2 separate regions of the Homo sapiens genome follow, and region 1 is linked to region 2. The links are chromatin contacts, found by Hi-C in ENCODE. All regions are on one chromosome and are shown on one strand. The core of a region is the stretch at or near the end of the contact, and the rest is flanking DNA. Distances in the headings are between cores, read along the strand shown.

Evidence for each region. Hi-C counts contacts between places; a loop is a spot of excess contacts on that map. Pooled maps may share reads with other maps.
Region 1: a map of IMR-90 shows a loop between it and region 2 (4-fold over the local background). The contact joins two enhancer-like sites. A Hi-C loop is called at or near these places in 1 of 168 maps with a recorded cell type or tissue (IMR-90), 3 of 37 single-sample maps with no recorded cell type and 6 of 50 pooled maps.

The regions. Positions count from the first base shown.
Region 1 is chr9:22,115,381-22,120,050 of GRCh38, forward strand. It overlaps CDKN2B-AS1 (CDKN2B and CDKN2A antisense cis and trans regulatory RNA 1), which reads left to right. Exons shown (of 19, transcript NR_003529.4): 17 at 3,264-3,387. Among named protein-coding and RNA genes, the nearest start is that of CDKN2B, 110 kb to the left of the region's middle. RefSeq lists enhancers at 1,932-3,131, 2,604-3,249. Within about 2 kb of position 2,716, at least 8 of the 41 ENCODE cell types and tissues checked have a DNase peak (open chromatin) inside an H3K27ac peak, as active enhancers do.
Region 2 is chr9:21,852,828-21,857,388 of GRCh38, forward strand. MTAP (methylthioadenosine phosphorylase) reads left to right here. Exons shown (of 8, transcript NM_002451.4): 6 at 1,804-2,043. Among named protein-coding and RNA genes, the nearest start is that of MTAP, 52 kb to the left of the region's middle. Within about 2 kb of position 1,969, at least 4 of the 41 ENCODE cell types and tissues checked have a DNase peak (open chromatin) inside an H3K27ac peak, as active enhancers do.

The sequences.
Region 1 (4,670 bases), core at 1,466-3,965, 260 kb after region 2:
GAGAAAACTGCGATATATGATCACTCCAGGGTCTCCCCTCTCAGAAGCGAGGGAGACTTAAACCTTTTACATCACCAAGTACATGGAAAGAAAGACAGCAGGGAAGTGATTCCGAAGAGAAACCTGAAAAAAGCAATGTGGAAAGATAGACACTTTAGCCTTTTCTTTCTTCTCAAAACTTCACATTCCTTTTCACTCTGCTTCACTTAAGCTGCCCTAGTTCCAGAGTGTTTCCTCTCTTGGGTGAAGATGGGAACAAGTACATGGGGTAGCAAGGGGTGGGTGGGACCTGTGCTCCCATTAAGGTTCTTCCAGAATCATTTCTATGTGATTATCAGCTTGGATCACATGGACTTGGGGATTATTGGTGGTTTTCTAGGGTAAACAGGGCATATTGTGCTGGAGGACATATTTTATATGTAACAATTTGGGGAAATTTTCTTTTATATTAAATAAAACTGAGATATGTAATGAATTAGGATGAAAAATTCATATTCATCTGAATTTTATAAGTGAATCATGAGAACTCAAAGATACTTAGCCCTTGGGACCATTTTTTACTCCTGTTCGGATCCCTTCAGCTAAGCATGATTATTTACTATTTTCAGCTATTAGTTATGTCTTGTTGAAAAAGTATGAAAAGAGCTGCCCAATAAATTAGAGTGTATGCTCAACATTCTCTTAGCTTCTTTATCTCTTTCCAAAATTGGATCAAATGACATTGGACATGATCAACTTCTTACTGTTTTGACAAACATCTGAGGATACTTTTATAATTGATAATTTGGACTAGATTATGCAATGTGTGATGAGACACAAGGTAGTCTGTACTCCCCATGATATGTATATCTGTTTGATATACTCAAACGGTGTATATCAAACGGATATAAGTTTGAGTAGGTATGGAGATGAGCCAGGGTTTATTTCTTCAACTAGTATTTACTGAATGGTCTTATGTGCCACAACTGTTCTGGAAACTGTGATACATTAATTAACAGATAAAGCCTTTCCCTCACAATGCATAACAGACCCAACAGAGTATGAATGTACATACAAACTAGTAAATAAGAAAACAAATAAAAGTATTCAGATAGTGCTATAACTACTGGGATGAAAATCGAGCAGGAAGGAAAATATAGCCTGCTTGATGTGGAAGACAGGGATAGCCTCTCTGAGGAGGTGACATTTGACCCAAGACCTAAATGAGGAGAAGGAGACAGTGAGATGAAAATGAGGGAAACAGCAATGGCAAATACAGAGAACTTGAGACAACTTGGCCCATTGGAGGGACAGAGACAAAGCCAATGTGGGACCACAGGGGATGAAAGGGAGGCTGATTGGAGAAATAGGCAGTGCTGAGGCCATAAAAGGTCCTATAGGTCATGGAAAGACATTTGGTTACCATTCTAATGACAGTGAGATGTTACTGGGGAGTTTTAAACTGGAGAATGTCATAACTGTCCAGATGTAACCAAATAGTAAAACCATTCTTCCTGAATAACTTGGCTAAAAGGAATATTATGACTACAGATGTACATGAAGATTAAGCAGAACATGGAAGAAAGGCCTCAAGTAAACTTGACCTCACATAAATATGGGAGGAAGATCAAATGGAAGCTGGGAGTGTTGAAAGAATGTAAGGGGAATGACTTCTAATAATGAACAAAAAGCTGTTATTTTATTATGAAGAAAAATGTTATGCATCTTATGCATGCAGAAGAAATTCCCATTCAAAAGACTTGGAAAATGTCTTGGGTGTTTACTATAATAAACCTTTTAAGATATAGAAAATTCACATATTTAGAGCTTAATTTCTAAAGAGCTCAGACTTCTCAGTTTATTATATGCTATGAAATTTTGTTTATTTTTAATTTAACCTACTTGTGTGCAAAATCAATAAGGAAGCTTAAGGAATATAAACAACTATTTAACATGGCCATTTAAATAGATTCAAAGTAAAGAATATCAGCATAGTGTTTCTTTGATATGACAACCCCTCCTCCCAGGGCACTTAAATGAAGGGTTGGGGGGGAATCTTAACCTGAAATTGAAAACCCTGAAATCATGTTTCCAAGGAAGGAGAAGGAAAATAGGAAAAACAAAAACAAAAAGCAGCAACTCATTTGGAAGCTCGTGGGAGAGGAGAGGAGGATTCATACATCTCGGACTGGTTTGCCTTAGCAAGTGAATCATTTAAATAGGAAAAAACAGGGGGCTGACTCAGCTTGAGCAAACTCTTGCTATCCCCTGCTGAGGTCCGCACTTGCTGTGGCCCCTGCCGCTCTCCTCGGACCTTGCTGCCCTCCTCCTTTGTCACTGTGGAGAAACAGGAAGGAATGTTTATTAGCAAGACTGACTGGGGTCACACCCAAGGCAATATCAGGTTTTTACCTCTCCCAGGCCTGGGAAGAGGTTCAAGGATCAAGGACAAGCTCCCGGTTAGAGTGAGAGGCAAGTTCAAACCTTTGAAAAATAAACTCACAACCAGCATTTGGCACAGGCCTCTGGAGTTTACAGAATGTATCTGCCTGTGTGTGATTTCATTAGTTCCTCCTGCCAATCTAATGAGATTTTACGTCCTGTAACAGTGAGGCAATTGGAGTCTCAGCAGGGAAAGGAACTTGCCTAAAACTGCAGGATGGGTAGCGCTTGGATCCTGACTTTCTGACTCCTAGGACTGTGCTGTCTTCAGATGATCACATGCCTTCTTGGCAGATGTTTCTAACAAAGGAGAGAGTTGCCCAGGGTGGGGCTCTGCTAGCTCCCTTGTCATGAGCCATTCTCTCCACATTGCCTTTTAGTTGCACCACATAGTCACCTTCAATTAGCTGTGCGAATAGGCTCACTCTTATGCTAACATGTACTAAAAGTGAAAATGGGGAGAGAGAGAGAGAGAGAGAAAGAGAGACACACAGAGAGAGAGACTCATATTATGGTATGTTCCCTGCCCCACCCCACTCCACTCCCTCTCAACAGGGAGAAAGTACCTGAAGAAAATCATTGCTATGAAGGGCATAGCCAGCTAAATGGGTGTCACTTAGTCTGAAAAATCTCAAAGATGTCAATAAGCCACTCGAGACAACAAGGAACCTGTTTTCCTGTCATCATTCCTTCTCAGTCCTTGGCTTTGGGAAGGGTAACTTTATGGAGAGAGAAGAACCTCTGTGGAGTTAAAAGGTTTATGAACTTTTTTCCCTGCAACAAATCAGTGACAGCTGTTCCACAGGCTGATGGTTTTCCCTTTACCTTTCGTTTTTTAACAGCTATGTCTCACAGTCCAGACTTGGAGTACAAGTAATAAGAAGAATAAAACTTAATCCCTTAAGTAGATTCACCATAAGTTAGCTCAGAGCAATTCCAGTGCAAGTATGGTCTGTGATCCAGTAGGTGAGTGACTCTGCTGCTGAAATTCACATGTATGTGAATTTCACAGTGGCCTTTGCTTTGTAGCATGCTGTAATCCTTTTGTCCATTTTCATCACACGAACTGCTGAATATAGGATTGTTAAATGGATGGGGAGATATCATGAAAATGATTAAAGAAGAAAGTTCTTATTTAGGGGTGCATACCTGCCTATCTGACCATTGTACTTAGGCAATCGGGATCTTGCTTTAAGAAAAGGTAGGCATTGGAGTCAGGCTGCTGGAGTATGAATCACTATGCTATCATTTTTCATTTGTTTTTGCTCTGTTACATTAGGAAAGTTATGTAGAATTTTGTGCCTCAGTTTCCTCATTCAATATGGGTGTAATAACTGTGCCTGTCTTGTAGGATTATTGTGAGGCCCAAGTGCAATAATATATAGTACACTGTGTCTGGCATCTAGTAAGCATTCATTAAGATGACATGAAGATAACACAGATATATCTTAACATGTAATTATGATTTTGCTTATTCAAGGCCAAGCATTCCAATTTAATGGAGTTAGGCAAACACAGTAAATTCATTGCTCTTTCCTTTTTATGCTACTTCCTTTGAAGAGGCAGTCAAGTTCCATTTGACTGATTCGGAACTTTTTAGCAATGTATATTATGCTGACTTCACTCTTATGCGCTCTTGGGGCTATAATTCATCAAGTTAGGCGAGCAAAGAAGTGTGTTGGTGAAAGAGAAATGAGGAAGAACAAGGAAGAAAAAAAGGGTCATGAGCTTATTCACTGCCAATATTTATTATATGGAACAATGACCATCCTTCAGAAGTGTTTGTTCTCTATTATACTGTAGGTGTGGAAGAATTATCATTGCTCAATAGCTGTCTCAGTCACTACCTGATAGACTTGGGAGGTCTGGCTATTTCAGGGCGCATTTGACATACAGTGACATTTTTGGATTAAAGCTTTCATGATGAGTGCCAGTCTGGGTCCAAAAGGGTTGAAAGCTGTCGCCATCTATAGGCTAGTTGTTTGTAGTAAAATACTTTCCCTCACTGCATTAGGTTCTTGGTACCATTTATCTAGCAGAGTTCTTCAGTGGGCTTGAGGCTTAGCAGTCAAGTTAAAACAATAACCAACATCCCAAACCCAGTGGCTGTCAAATTTCAGTGAGGTGGCATAGAACTTTAGCATGAACTTGAGCTTGGGTTCAGCTAGACTTTCATATAAATCCTTGTTTGAAGTTAGTAGCTGTGTGATCTTGGGCACTGATATTAAACCTTTATGAGAAAGTTATGT
Region 2 (4,561 bases), core at 719-3,218:
TCATTTTAGGAGTTAATATGAAAGTCCTGACATTAAATCTGTTTAGGCTGGTGATCTAATATTGCTAGTTCCTTGGTGAGGGTTGTGGTACTTTCACTACCACATCCGTCTGTTTAGTAGTTCAGTGATTACACGAGGTAAGAAAATGAAATCATCTTAAACTCAGACCTGGACCTTGACCCTGTATTTGATATTTTTTGCTGCCTTAAGATAGTGTTAGCTGTTCTTGAAGGAATGCAAAATGCTGGTTCAGGTGGCTGACATATATTCATAGCCTCCATTTCTTCCTCCTCCTCATAAGCATGGTACCTATCTCCCAAAGTGCCAGAGTGACAGTGAGGACTTGTCAAGAGCCATTCATCTCTAGAAGCACTGTGAACTTTAGCCAAGCATATGGTTCAGTTATTCAGGATCTTTAAAGACATTATTGAACCAGCGGGAGTGGGCTTGTTATGTCTTAACTTTAGGGGGGAAAAGGGGGTGGGGTAGAGATTTAGGCTTTTGCATTTATAACATATACTTTTTAGGGAAAAGTGTTAATTAAGCATAATTTTATTTTCAGCATTTATAAGATAAACATGATGTAGCATCAACTGTTCATTGTCCATAGCTTGCTAAATTTTGAGTTGCCAAGACTCTTGTGAAAATTCTGTTTCCCATTGCAGTGGCATAGTGTAAGTTATTTTTTAAGGAAATAGGTTAATTTGTTTATGTGATGAACACATGTGCAGGTGAGACTTTGCCCAGATTGGAGACTTTGACTTTGAGTCACTCCACTTTATTTATATAGTATCCCAGGAAGGTTAGCCAAATATGTGTAGAAGCTGCCAGTATTAATGATTGTTAGAAGACCAGCTTAGTGCATACAGTGTTTACAGCGCACCTGGCATGCTTCTATGCTTGTATATACCTTAGTTCATTTAATCTTCCTCATACAATTGAATTATGCGATATCATTATTCTCAATTTACACTTGAGAAAACTAAGGCATACAGAGATGATTTTTCAACAGTGCTTCAGTAAGTTAACAGTTAAGTTGAAAAGACTTTTTTTTAATTAAAAGGGAATATTGAATAAGCTAAGAAAAAATGAAGGTAATTAATAACTTGAAGATTAGATGTGCAGTATTAAATAAAACACTGGAGAAAAGGATCGAACTTTTCAATGATGTTTCTAAAAATCCATGCCTAGCCTTGCCACTAAAGGAATTCCAAGATGTTTATCCCTGTGAACAGAAAAACAATCAGCACAACTCTGTGGAAAGGCAATAGGCAAAAGAGAAATCACTTTCTAACCAGCAAAAGCTTTTACAGAAGTCTTCAGATTCTGTATTTTTAAAAGTAATGAGAATTAACTTTTCAGAAGCCTGGAAATAGAACTCAACACACCTGTTTGAGAAGATAAGCGACGAGAGGCACCTTAGCTTAGCCTGCGAGGTTAAAAGTTAAGACTCCAGTCTGTATTCTCAAACCAGCTTAGTCTCTTAAAGTTGTTAAGAAGCAAATGAGATTAAAGCATATAAACAAATGCCTGGCGAGTAGAAAGAGCTCAGTGCTTGCTTGTGTAGCTATTAGTTTCTACATGCAAAGGGCTGGGGAAACAGGATTATGTGAATGAGAAAGGGTCCAGGAAACACCCTTCTGTGGTCCTCTAGGTTTTTTCTGAGAGCCTGGCAGATAGTAGGCATTTATTATAGTGACAAATCATCTTTAAGAAATCAACTTGGTAAACATTGGGGGGAAGTGCAGCCTTAAGTTGTGCATGTGCTAGTATGTTTTGAAGTTTCTGGTTTTTCTTTTCTAGGTTCTTATAGAGACTGCTAAGAAGCTAGGACTCCGGTGCCACTCAAAGGGGACAATGGTCACAATCGAGGGACCTCGTTTTAGCTCCCGGGCAGAAAGCTTCATGTTCCGCACCTGGGGGGCGGATGTTATCAACATGACCACAGTTCCAGAGGTGGTTCTTGCTAAGGAGGCTGGAATTTGTTACGCAAGTATCGCCATGGCGACAGATTATGACTGCTGGAAGGAGCACGAGGAAGCAGTAGGTGGAATTCTTTTCTAAGCACATATAGCATGGGTTTCTGGGTGCCAATAGGGTGTCTTAACTGTTTGTTTCTATTACGTTAGTTTCAGAAAGTGCCTTTCTACAAGGTTTTGAAGTTGTTAATATTTTCTGTAGTTCCATTGGAAGGTAAGAACAAAGATCAAAGGAAAGAAAGAGACACTTTTACCCAAGGATCAGTAGTGAAAATAGTACATTGTAGGCAGGTAGATGTGTTGAGAATCATACTAAGACTTGGGCCTTATTTTCAGGATAAAGGTGTATTTTGATTGCCAATTTCTGCTGCTATGCTACTGTTTTTTGTTTTCAAGAAGGAAAAAAATCTATTAACCCTTTCCTCATGAGAGGGCTGTATGTTCACATCCATCTATTTAACGTACCGTGGCTGGATACTCTGTTCAGCATAGAAATGTGACAACAAACAGAGAAGTCCTTAAGGAGCCGACATTCTGTCGGATGGAGATAGAAGTTAAGCAAACCAATATAAGAAAGCTAACGGTTATAAAGAAATAGAATGGTGAGGTACAAGGGTACACTAGGTCAACTGAATAGAGTTGACCAGACCAAATATTTGAAGTATGAGAAGCCTTCCTGTTTTAAGTGTGATGGGCAAGAAGGGCATGATTGAGTAGAGTGGAAAGGAGGGAGACTGGGGAGAAGGGAGAGAGAGGAGGGATGCAATACAGTAGGGCCAGGCCATACAGACCATGGTAAGGGTTTCAGATGGAAGGACAGTGAGGGGTTCAGGCAGGGAAGGCAGCAGGATCCAGCTGGAATTTGAGGACACTGGAACAATGAGGTCAGCTTCCAAAACAAAACAAAACAAAACTTTAAACATCTGTGTAAGTACAGGGTGGAATATAATGAATTCCAGGTACCCATCACTTAGGTTCCACAATTAGCCATGGCCAATCTTGTGTGATAGGTATGTCCCTACCTATTTCTCCCCTGCCCTCATTGTGAAGTAAATATTTTCCTAAAAGGTCTTTTTAAAATTAAGTTATAACCATGCCATCATTGTACAAAAATAATGATATTAATTTCTTAATATAATCAAATATTCAGACTATTCCTTTTTCCTTCAGTCTCATAATTTTTAACAATTTGATCAAATCAGAATCCCTTACAATCCATATGTTGTATTTTAATGATTACCTCTTGTCTCTTTTAATCTAATTTTCACCTCTTTCTCTTTTTATTCCTTGTGTTACTTGAATAAACTAGATCGTTCGTCCTGTCATTTATCTCATTTTAAGATAAAGGGACGACAAAACTGCAGTCACTTTTGAAGTAAGGAAAACATTTAGGGGTGACTTTCTGAGCACATTTAGGGTAAGTGACATCTCCAAAGAGGCCTAATATTGTACCACCGTTTTAGAGAGTTTGTTTTACTATCTAATGTGTACAGTGTTTTGGGTCATAGATGAACACAGGTTCTTTGTTTTTCATGAATTCCTTATGATGACTCTTCAGTGTAATAAACTGTTTGCTTAGTACTAGGATGCCTTTTATGTAAGAGATTCGCAAATTATTACATTAAGTCACAACATAATATCTTATTTGGCAGCTTTGGTAACCTAAGGAACAACTCAGCCTCGTAATGTCAAGAAGCTGCTTCCAATTAATAGGAAACTCCAGCCCCTGCCACACCCTGAGAGCGGTTTGCTTCCTGCCTGTGGCTTTCTGCTCAGTCTAATAACATATGTCTCCTCCTTTGTAGAACCAGCAGTGATTTCCTTTAGTAGCCAAATGAGGTTGGGGAAATAGTCAGCTGGAGCTACTTTATTGAAAAGCAGAGAAATTAAGCTCTGTAAGTGGAAAGGCTTGAAGACAGTGTTAAATGCTACAAGGAAGGCCCACAGAAAGATGGCATTATTTCAGCCAATCGTGTGTTGCAGCCTGGCATGGCAAAAAGGATTTGGAGTTCTCTAAACCCATCTTCAGATTTGAGTTGCTCCATTTGCTTGTCACATTGGGCGAGTTATTTCACTTGTTTACTCTTCTGTAGAATGAAGCCAGGGCTCTGGGTGAGGAGTGGAGGTTGTTTAGTCATTGTTTAGTCAGTTAGACCTTGAAAGATTACTGGAAGAATTAAACCAAATGAGATATGTAAAAAAGCTAGTATAATGCTGGCTTGTAAGAGGGTGGTCATCAGATGGTGGCTCTGATGGAGTGGGGGGCCTGAGAGGTGGGTAGTATCAGGGAAAAGCATTTAAACTGCACCTTGAAGAGAGGGTTTATTTTGGGAAGGTCAGTAGGAAGGACATTTTGGGTGAAGCCCAACAGCTGGAACAAAGAGAAGGGAGGTCAGTGTCTATACAGAAATAACCAGTCACAGGAAAAATATATAAGGAAATGAGTAAATACAAGGCAAATTTCTTGGATGCTTCATGTCTGCATTCAAAGACTCAGCTTAAAACATATCATTTACATGTGCCTGGCAGATACCCAGCCTGTCACTGCTTTGTGTTCCCATAGTAGTGCAAACTCCCCTCTG